2 separate regions of the Homo sapiens genome follow, and region 2 is linked to region 1. Evidence: chromatin contacts called from ENCODE Hi-C data. All regions are on one chromosome and are shown on one strand. The core of a region is the stretch at or near the end of the contact, and the rest is flanking DNA. Distances in the headings are between cores, read along the strand shown.

What was found. A loop is a pair of places that touch in the nucleus more often than their neighbours do. Pooled maps may share reads with other maps.
Region 2: a map of sigmoid colon shows a loop between it and region 1 (6-fold over the local background). The contact joins the promoter of EPB41L3 here to the promoter of LINC00667 in region 1. A Hi-C loop is called at or near these places in 3 of 168 maps with a recorded cell type or tissue (PC-3, chondrocyte and sigmoid colon) and 11 of 50 pooled maps.

The regions. Positions count from the first base shown.
Region 1 is chr18:5,234,664-5,240,209 of GRCh38, forward strand. It overlaps LINC00667 (long intergenic non-protein coding RNA 667), which reads left to right and starts at 3,437. Exons shown (of 3, transcript NR_015389.1): 1 at 3,437-4,386. LINC00526 (long intergenic non-protein coding RNA 526) reads right to left here and starts at 3,366. Exons shown (of 1, transcript NR_026849.1): 1 at 2,061-3,366. RefSeq lists a silencer at 3,383-3,552 and an enhancer at 3,773-3,952.
Region 2 is chr18:5,541,824-5,547,369 of GRCh38, forward strand. It overlaps EPB41L3 (erythrocyte membrane protein band 4.1 like 3), which reads right to left and starts at 2,174. Exons shown (of 23, transcript NM_012307.5): 1 at 2,090-2,174. It overlaps LOC107985145 (a long non-coding RNA gene), which reads left to right and starts at 1,006. Exons shown (of 4, transcript XR_007066440.1): 1 at 1,006-1,236; 2 at 2,471-2,554.

The DNA.
Region 1 (5,546 bases), core at 2,187-4,686:
AATAATTGGATCTGATCTCACAAAATGTTAATTCCAAGACTTAAAATAAAAAGGCAAGACTTTAAAGCTTTAAAAAAGAAGTGCAGAATTTTTTTTTTACTTTGAGGTTGGAAGAGTTTAAAGCCATTTTAAAAATGTTAAACACAAGAGAAGATAGATAAATTCAACTAAATCAAAGTAATTTCTACTCATCAAAAGATATAAAAACAAATTATAAAGGAAAGCCACAATCTTGGAGATATTCAATCCACATAACTGACAAAAGTTTCATGTCCAAGATATGTCCAAGAACTCTTGCAAATTGATTAGGGGGAAAAACACCTCCATGAAACAGATAAAATGCATGAACAAGCATGGCACAGAACAAGCAGTACCTGAAGACATATGAAAAGATGCTCAGCCACACTAATAATCAAGAAAGTACAAATTAAAACAACTCATTAGCTATAGCTTTACTCCTACTACATTGGCAAATTTAAGAGTTCTGAAAGTACCAAGTGTTGGTAAAAGTATAAACTTTTTAAAATATTGTATTTTAAACAACTACAATAGTAGAAACAACTATTTTAGAAAACACTGTAGCATCACCACATGCCCTCTAACCCAGCAATTCCACTCCTAAATATATGCCCTACAAATATTCTTAACATGTGCACCAGAAGACATATAAAGAATAATCATATAATTGTAATAGCAAAAGGTTAGAGACAGTCCAAACATCAGGAAAATCGGCACATAAACTATGGTATATTCATAGTAGTATATTATGTATCAACAAGAAGAAATGAACTAATACTACATGGCACAACTTGGAGGAATGATAGAAACAATCTTGAATTAGTGAAGCAAGTTGCAGAAATCTGAAAGTCATACTAATTGTATAAATCTCAGAAACAAGCAACATTAAGCACACATATATGTGTGTGCACTATACTTATATGTAAACCATACTTTTAAAAGTATGTAGATATATAGATCTTGATCGATAGATATAAAACTACACTTAAAAAATAAAACAGGTATGATAATGATTAACCCAAATCTCAGGTTAGTGGTTAACTCTGTAAAGATGGGATAGGGGAATAACAGTAAATTCAACAATCTAGGTCTTCATATGGGCCATAGATTCAGGAGTGTTTGCTTTGTTTCATTACTTAAAAACAGACATTGCATACCTATTGAAGATCTGTCATATATCTGGCCACGTTGTTTTAAAATTTTATTTTCTAATATATACCTACAAAAGAATATATGTAGCTATCATTAGTCAGTGGTAGGCACATCCTGAGTGTTTTGAGCATGACTGCCTAGTCTCGTTATTTGCTTCATAAATTTCATGTAAATTATAAAGGACAAAGTAAGAGTTCATTTTGGCTTTGCAACTTTAAATGGCATTTTGATACTACCTTTAGCTCCAGATAAATTCCATAAATTATACTGACTCGGTAGATGGCTTTCCTTTTTTAGAAGAGTTGAATATAATGACATGTTCCTTTTCCCTCAGCAAAGAAAATAACGTCTAGCTATAAAGGAATAGGCATATACTACATGTTCTTCAGATCGAGCCTCAGATCTGAAACGCAGTCTTACTTAACCTCTGCATGCATCCTTCCTTCCGTTTAAGCATTTGTTAAAAAATGGAAAGCATTTCTATTTTCTTAACTTTTTCTTTCATTTAATGTCTTTTTTAATTTAGAGTTTATTTGAGCATCCAGTGATTCATGAATCAGTCAGCACTAGACCACAAGCAGTTCAGTGCTCCACTGTGGAGGCAAAAAGGGAAAACTTTTGTAAGATGTTTGCAGACACAAAACAAATAAAAATATTTGGTTAAATTGGGAAGTCCCTAGTGAGAAGTTGGTTGACAGTTTCTAGTTGGTTAAGCTTAAGTTTTGTTTTCTGGATTTAACGTCTTGTTTCTATAATTATAAAATGAATACAGTCACTTCAGAAACCTAGAAATGTATAAAGTAAAAATTTTCCACAATACTCCACCCAAAGATAACTTTTTTGAGTATGAATTTGTTCTTCCTCAAAATACGCGTTTTAAACAATTGATATCAAAATGCATCTTGTTTATTTGGCTTTTGAAACTGTTATAACACAACTTATAACATTGGAAATACATTATTTTATTAATACAAAGTAGTTTTCATAGTAAAATACCAAATTAATTAAAAGGCAGAATGAAACGTACCATATACATGTAGACGACAAATGAAAACTGTCAAAGTATCCTTCTCTCTAAAAAGCCACAAATTACGTTCTTTGAAGTAAGTATTGGGTTTTATTTCCTAAACTATACACATCAATATCACCTCCTGAAGCTTTTTACCCAGTTTCACGGTTGGTATTTCGGACATGCAATGTTCCATGCTGTCAAACTTGGAATGCCTCGTTTGGATACAGGGAGACAAAGACTTGGAGACCCAGAAGCCTGAAAGTGGTTCTTGACCGACTTTGTCCACTCAAATTAAGGCATCATGCAGCTGGTCATCACTTACATTGCTGGTTGCACGCAGGCACACACACACCAGTGCTCACAGCCAGCACTTGTTAAGAATGGTTGAGCTGGACCAAATGGTATACGTGTCTTTCATCAATATAAACATGGACTGCATTCATCTGGACACGGGCCTTTCCCGCCTACCGAGCCTGCCCACCACCCGAAGTTTAAGCTCATCTTGGAGGACCTGACACTCAGGAAGCCGTCTCCCGTTGTTCCACCGGCTTTGTGGCCCCAATGTCTGTATAAGCTGCTGATTTGCCTTGGGAAAACAAACCAGCATCGATTTCAGAGAAATTACTGGATAATTTGCGCTGTGAGGCGCCTAGATCGCAAGGCGCACTCCGCAAATGACAGCCGCTCCCGTGCACTTGTCCAGTCATTCGGGTGGCATACTGTCCGGGTGGAAGCCCGCCAAAATAATCCATTTGGAAGGGACGGAGGGCTTCGTCAGAAATTGCCTTCTTGTAGCTATGAGACATTGAGCAAAACAGATAAGAACTGGGGCAATGGAGGCATAAACATTAAGGCTAGGATGTATTTTTGGGGAGAAAGCGGCGGCTAGCAGGGACGAAGCTCAACTTCATGCGCCGCGCCCCGGAATGCTTTGCCTTTAGCCACTAGCGGAGCCGCCCGCCTGAGGGAGCCCTCCGGGAGTGAGCGCACGCAACCGTGCAGTCAGATTCCTCCGCCGACCGCGGCCCTCTCTCCTCGGGCTTTGCCTTCGCTCTCTAGCTTTTCTTCTTTCACTCCCGCTCGCCGACTCCAGCCCGCTGGGCTCACGCTCTGCCGGACACCAATCCCGGCGGCCCTGCCCGACGGAGCTCAAGGCTAGGCCTGGCCTTGTCCGCGGAGTCCGCCCCTCGCCGCCACCGGGATCCGCCCCCGCGCCGACACGCACTTCCGGCAGCGCCGCGGCCGGGAGGGACCGAGCGGGGAGCAAGGCCTGCGGGGAGGCGCAGGATGGACGCGTTGGCTGTCATGATGTAGGACCTCCTGACCTAGAACCATGCCCGGCGCAGGGAGAACAACGAGCTTACGGACCGGGTGCGGGGGCTGCTGTGCGAGAAAGCCTACCTGCTGGCCCGGGAGCGTTCGCCGGCCCACCTGGTGGCTTTCCCTGGACGTTTAACGGCGACTCCGCCCGGCCTCCCGACTTTTTGATGCAGGCGTTCTCTTACATGACTTTCTTCGAGGCTAGATTCTCGAAAGACATCCTGAAGGTGGCTTTCTTAATTAGCTGCCTCACCGGCTGGCGGAGCAGTTCGTAGTCGCCTACATCGAGAGGGAGAGCCCCGTCCTGGCTCAGTACTGGGGCTTCGTGGACGCGCTGTAGCGGGTCTTCGCCGTCGTGGGTAGGAAACAGTCGGGCCGGATCCCCGGTGTCTGGGGAGCGGCTGCCGGCCGGGCCCGCGCGAGCCGCTTCACTCCTACAAGCCCGGCTCACTAGTTCCAAGCTGCTGGACTTTGACCCTCGCTGGGAAGCTTGATCGCCGCCTGTTCTCGCCAATCTCTATGCCTTTGCACTGCCCAGCAACCCGGTCACTGCCCAGGACCTGTTAAAAGTTGAATGGACCTCCCAGAATCACGCCGCTGCCACCGCCGTTTCTAGAGACGGCTTTTGGCCACCTTTGAGAATCAGGGTCAAACTTGGAAGGGCCTGCATTTGTCACACTTCCTCGGACACTAATTTGGATAGTTCAGGCCCAGAGACGGCTTCCCGGGTTAGTGTGCCTGACAACACTGAAGAAAAATTGTGACATTTTCCTTCCCCAGAATTACTTCGTTTTATACATTTCACTTCTCTTCTGAAATCACAGCAATGCCAGTTTGCGCCTTTTGGTCTGAGGAACGCAGGCCCTGGCCACTACCAGGAAAAAGTATTTACTTTTAAAACTTGAATGTATATCTTTACCGTATGCCTAGTACAGTAGTGCTTGGAAGAAACAGATTAGTAAGACAAAATATATGTCTTCAAGAACACTTACGTTCTGAGAAAGAATTCTGAATGCAGATTCTAATGTCTGGTAAAATGCTTTACAGTGTAAAGAATGCATATATGATTCTTATTTTATGGCATTTTAAACTTTCCACCCCACGGTTTTAAAGTGTTAATATATGTTAAAAATATATGCAATTTATAAAGGAGAAGGAAAGCCCAGCTTGATTTTTGCTGCCAAAGATGGTATATTTAAAATTAAACGTAACTAATGGCAAAAAATAATGGGAATGGTGCAGTCTTTGAGCTGTATCCAGTTGGCATTATTCTCTTGGACTAAAAGGAATAGTATTAACTTCCTCACTTTGGGTAAGCCACTTTAGATTTTTGGGCTGCAGTTTTCTCAGGTAATTAGAGACTTTATATTATGAAAGTTTGGTTCACAATTCTTTGAGTCTCTTTTGGGAACAAAGAAGGTAAGAGGAGGATATGTGCCCTCCTCTCAATCAAGGGGTTTCTTGAAACCCTCTAAGGAGAAAAATCTGAAACTGCCTTTCCTAAAACGTTCATGGGTTTGTCATTCTGATGATCAATATCGTCCCACTGAAGTATCTTTTTGAATTCCTAGTTAGGAATCTTTATGTTAAGATAAACTGATCACTCTCTCCTTCGTGGACAGTTTATCTACCTAAAGATGATAGGGGAAAACACTGTTTTTGAAAGACGAAATAAAGACATGTTGTAGCAGTTATTTTATTGCCAGTTAGTATTACAAAAGTTCCTAAGGAACTCCCCATTAACTTGGCCTCATATGAACTACGCTTGAGTCCCGTTTTAAATTGAGTCTTGATCGTATTTACTGACAGTTTCAAAGCAGCGTTTTTTTTTTTCCTCCATAGTAAAAAACCTACAGGATACCACCACCAAAGGAAAAAACAAGTTTTTTTCAGTAAACCTCACAAGAGCATACATTTGATAGAATACACGGATTTTCTAATGAAAGCTCGCCGTCACCATTTTATAAGTCAGAACATGAAAGTCAAAATATCTCATACAGATGTCTTTTTTTTTTGAGAAGGTACACAAGGCTTGCTTGTAGAG
Region 2 (5,546 bases), core at 924-3,423, 310 kb after region 1:
AAGCGGTTTACAAATTAAAGTGGCTACTCTTCTTGTTATGGATGAATTATTCACAAAACATGTTCTGTTTTGAAAAACTTATTTTGGCTAAAGTGTATTAACTAAATAAACTTGATGCAGTAAGTTGTGCATCTGATATTTTGCTTTTCTAAACCACCAGAAAACCATAATGCAAATGAGACAGTATTCAGCATTCAGCTATCAATGCCTTGCAAATTAACAAATTGAAGTCACGCTTCTCCAATTTAGTATTTATTCCCTCTCACATTAATTTTGTTACTCCAACTAAAGTTTTTAAAGTTTGATACCAAAATTAACATGCATTTTTTAAACACTCACTCTGAGCCAAGACAGAAATCACCTCTCAGTCCCCAGAGTTCACTGGAGCTTGATGTGCTGCTCTCTTTTCTTAATAGGGCTTTTCTGCTTAATTTGCTGTAATTGGGACTACGTCCATGGCTCACAGACATAAGCAGAATTTTATCATTTTTGTTTCCTTGAGACTTTAAAAATCAAGGTAAATTTCAAAAACAATGTTTTTAAGCACTTGGTGTGACGCTTCCTGTACTATAGAAGTTAATGCTACCAAGACAAACTCCAGCACACCTGGCCACCTCAGGCAGCCTAAAATTCTCACTGTGCCCCACTCCCCACCCCCCCTCAACAAAAAGGACAGGCAGGGTATCTGCAAAAGCAATTCCGCGAGACTAATGTAAAAAAGCTGAAACAACTTAAACACGCAATGGAAGCACTGCATTAGCAGGACTGCCCGGCCCTCTCAGGACCTCCCAGCCCAACCTCCACAAGTAATTAACACCACATGTTTCCTTTATCATTCTATTTGTTCTGTTCCGCAACAATCTCTACCAACTTTAACCCTGGGCTGCAACTAACGGAAAAACCCTAGAAAACTTCAGATCCGTAATATAAAAAGAAAATTGAAAAGAATACTCTCATTGCAAGGGACCACAGTTACAATTTACTAGGTAACCACACCCACCGCATTGCAGAAGCCATGAACTTGGCGGGCGTGGGGGGGAAGGGGAAGAAGTCCGGCGAGATTAGAGGGGAAATCCGAAAAAGCAAGCCCCTGCGGCAGCAGCCAGGAAACACTCGCCAGGAACTGGCTGCGACCCCAACTCCAGCGGTCCGAAGCCCTAGCCTCCCCACCCCCACCGCGGCAGAGCCGCCTTCGCAGACACCTCCCGAGGAGAATCGCGGCCCCGAGGGCGCCAGGTGAGTCGCGCCGCCCCGAGCCCCCGGGCCACGGCAGGCCGACCCAGGCGCCCCCGGCCCGCCCGTGCTCCCGCGCCCGGGTGCCAGAGGCGAGGGGCCCCGGCAGGTGCCCAGGCCCAGGGCAACCCCGCTTGGACGCTCCCTCCTCCTCCCCCACCGGCCGGGGGCCGCTGCCCCAGTTTGGGGAACGAGGCAAGTTATATAAAAGCGGCCGGCCCCCCTGCCCAGCGGGGATGCTTTGTGCGGAGCGCACCTTATCGGCCCCGCGCTGCGCCCGCCCGCGCCTGCACCCGGGACGAGCCCGCTGCCGCCGCGCGCTGAGCGCAGGGCCCCTCCCGCGGCCCGCCAGCCGCCACCCGCCCGGGCGGCGCCGCAGTGTCGCCCCCTGTCCCCCGCACCTCCCCGGGGGAGGGGCCGGCCCGCGCTCGCCCCCAGCCCGAGGGGCAACTTAAAACATGGCGCCCCGGGCGGGGGATTTGTGCAAATTGGCGGAGAAGGGACGCGGGGACCGAGTCGCCCCTTCGGCCAGGGATCCCAGGGAGGCCCCCAGGCCGGAGGCCGGGGCTCAGGCTCTGCGCGCCGGCCCAGCCACTACTGCGCCGCGGCGGGCGGAGCGGGCGGGGGGCGCGGCGCGCAGGCTCGGCCCGGTGGGGGTCCCGGCGAGCGGGAGGGCGGTTGGGGACCCCGGCCGCGCCGGGCGCGGGGCTCGGGATTCGGGAGACCGCGCGGCGCCGAAGCCACGCGTCAGCCCCACTGTCCCGCGCGCCTCGCCCCAGGCCTCGGGCTCTTCCTCCGCACCTCGTAAAGCCGAGACCCCCTCGCAGTCCCCCACTCCGAGAGGCGGAAAAGTTACCTGGGATCAGCAGGGAGCCCGGGCGCGCCGCGGCGTGGGGACTAGGCTCGGGCGCGCGTCCTCGGCGGCGGTGCGCAGGAGACTCGGGCGTGGGGAGGAAGCCGCAGCCCAGGGCTGCTCGCCGCTGTTCCCCCCGCCCCCTGTTGCAGGAGACACCGAGGCTCCGCGGAGCTGCGGCGGGGGCCCACGCCCAGAGACCGTGCGAGGAAAGCCAACCTCGTCCTGCCTGCCCTCCCAGCCGCGGGGGAGGGGGCCACCGCAGTACTTCAGGACAGTTACATGGGCACAGCCTCCTCCGTCCTGGCGCAGGGTCAGGCTCCGCGGACGACGCCTGGAGACAGCTGCCAATGCCAATAGCTTTAGCCCTTTATTCCCACTTAGATGATGGCCTGGCCTCTCCAGACCCCTCTCCCCTCCCAGACATCCCCTGTGAGAAAGGAGGGAGAGGGTGTTCCTGACCTTCAGGTGAGTTATTTATTGGCTAGGGACTGCAGTATTTTTTTTTTCTTTTTGGAAAGAAAATAAAATCAAGTTGGTGGTGTCTTCAAGTCATGTTAATAGAGAAGATCTGAATTAATGCTTGATAAGAGAAGTCGCCCATTTTTCAGCAACTCAGCTACTCCGTCCTCTCCAGTATCTATAAAGCTTTCCACCGAAATTTACCTTGATTTTAAAGAGCGGAGGTGGCTCACTGACTTGTAAGTGAAAGAAGTAACTCCTGGTCATCTCACAATATCTTAAGATCTAACCGACTAACCAAGATATTTAAGAAATATTTTTATGGGCACAAAAAGAATAGAGTGAATAAGACATAGCATCTGATAGCACAACAGGGTGACTATAGTCAAAATAATTTGATTGTACATTTTAAAATAAAGTATAATTGAATTGTAACACCAATGATAATGCTTGAAGGATAGATTTCCTGTTTTCCATGATGTGATTATTACACATTGCATGCCTGTATCAAAACATCTCATGTACCCCATAAACATATATACATACTATGTACCCACAAAAATTGAAAATAAAATATTAAATTTTTTTAATTTTTAAAATAAATTGTATGTATATTTAAGGCATACAACATAAGATACATATATAGTAAAATGGTTATTATAGTGGAACACATTAGCATATCTATCAACTCACATAGTTATGCATTTCCCCCAACACCCCTCTACTTGTGGCAAGAGTAGCTATAATATACTCATTTAGCAAAATCCTGAATACAAGACACTTCTTAGCTCTAGTCCTCGTGTTGTACATCAGATCCCTTTCATGTTGTACGTTATTAATTTTTTTAAAATAGAGCCTTCTCCAAATCATCCGGTTGCCCCTCCAGGAGCTCAGGGACTCATTAAAAGAGGGAAAAAAATGGATTCACAAAAATATTGCATTTGCTACTGGGTGCCAAAGACAAGATACAGAACACGTGCCTCTGGGAAAGATTAGTGGGCCTGATCTGTCAGTGAGGCCCGGAGACGTGGGGAGACTTGGCGCAGGTTTCTAGAATAGGGAAGACTTTGGTAGGAAAGGAGGATGGTATTTGATTTCCTTGGCTGGAGTGGAAGGGTTTTTTCATGTTGAAGAGGGAGAAGGTTGGAAAATTATAGTTACTATGTTGCTATGGAGTTTATGGGACTATATTCTATAGATGTGTAGCTTTGGGAAATTTTGAGCAAGAAAGTGTGACTTAAGTAATGTTTTAAGAAAACTAATCTTATGGCTCTGCAAAGACTAGAACAGATGGGCAAATACCAGGTTGGTGTTCGGAGGAGACTATGGTATTAAGACAGTTACCAGAGGTAATGAGGGCCTGAATTGTCTTTCAGGTGACAGATAAAGGTGACAGTTCCAATAGTGGATGTTTGGGAATTAACTGCATTTCCTGTCAGAAAGTGTTGCGTATGAGTATTAGAGACATATATGCACATATCACATACGCACCTGTATGACTCTGTGTGTGTGTGTGTGTGTGTGTGTGTGTGTGTGTGTGTGTGTGTAGCACATAAGGTCTGTGAATGAAGAAAGAATTCATTTTCCTTTTTTGCATGTACACTAAAGCACTCCATTGAAAGTGGACTTGAATAAATTGTATTGTTTACAATAAACACTCATTTGGCATTATCATTCAAGACACAGATGGCTCCATATTTTCATTCATTTTGTTGCAGTATTTTTGCTATTCTTTAAAATTGAAAGCAAACTTTTTCTTATGACTCATGAATCTTAATCTTTGTGGTGATGAAAATCAGCAATAGTGTCTGAATGGCAATTTTCTTGGGAGAAAAATGTTAGACAACTAAGTATTTTTTTAATTAGAAATACCTATCTAAGCCAGGCGCAGTGGCTCATGCCTGTAATCCCAGCACTTTGGGAGGCTGAGGCCGGTGGATCACGAGGTCAGGAGTTCAAGACCAGCCTGGCCAAGATGGTGAAACCCCGTCTCTACTAAAAACACAAAAATTAGCTGGGCATAGTGGTGGGCGCCTGTAATCCCAGCTACTCAGGAGGCTGAGGCAGAGAATTGCTTGAACCTGAGAGGTAGAGGTTGCAGTGAGCCGAGATCTCACCACTGCACTCTAGCCTGGGCAACAGAGAGAGACTCGTCTCAAAAAACTACAACAACAAACAAACAAACAAAACCCTAATTATGGTAATATTCCACGAATTGAAAATTTGGAGTAAAAACCATACTGCTGCATAGTTTGATAGGAAATCTTGGAAGCAATTACTTTGGAATCCTCTGGATTTAACCAAGTCTCTCCTCTATTATTTTTTTCCCCCTAGCACAGACAGGGAGAAAAAGAAACGTCAAATTCATGAGGGGTGCATAGCTGCATAGCTCCCTCAGCAACTTGCCTGCATCTTGATAATAGCGATCTCTTCATTCTTTCTTGTGAATCCCATGCAGGATCCTCTCTTAGTCCTCTCTGTCTCCCCACAGTGCCTCACTGGGCACATTGCAAGCCAAGCACTTCACATTTTTGCTAACTGAATGAATGGACATTGAATAATGAACTAAGCTGTCACTTTTCTTCAGGGATTCGGCTTCCTCATGTATAAAAGGGACTGATTCCAAAATTCTGTATGGTTCAATAATATTAGGGGCCTATAAAACTAAAAGATGTATCACCTCTTACTAAGTAAAAGCAATAATGAAAACCCTACTATTTAGCTCTCATCAGGAAATAATGAGCTCTTCCACACAGAAAGGAGAAGGAACATAAAGTAGAAAGCAAGGTGAAGATACAATTATGATTGAATTTGCTTGCTTTCTTAGAATACTAACTTCTCTCCTTTTCCCTCTCACTACCAAAAATAAAGCCACTATAGCCCCAGAGAATTCTTTATTCTTGTCAATGTAACCCCCCTTGTGGTGCTGTTTCAATAAGTTATAGAAAAGTAGTTCTTGGGTCCAGTAAATGCCGTTTACACAGTCCTAGAATTAGTG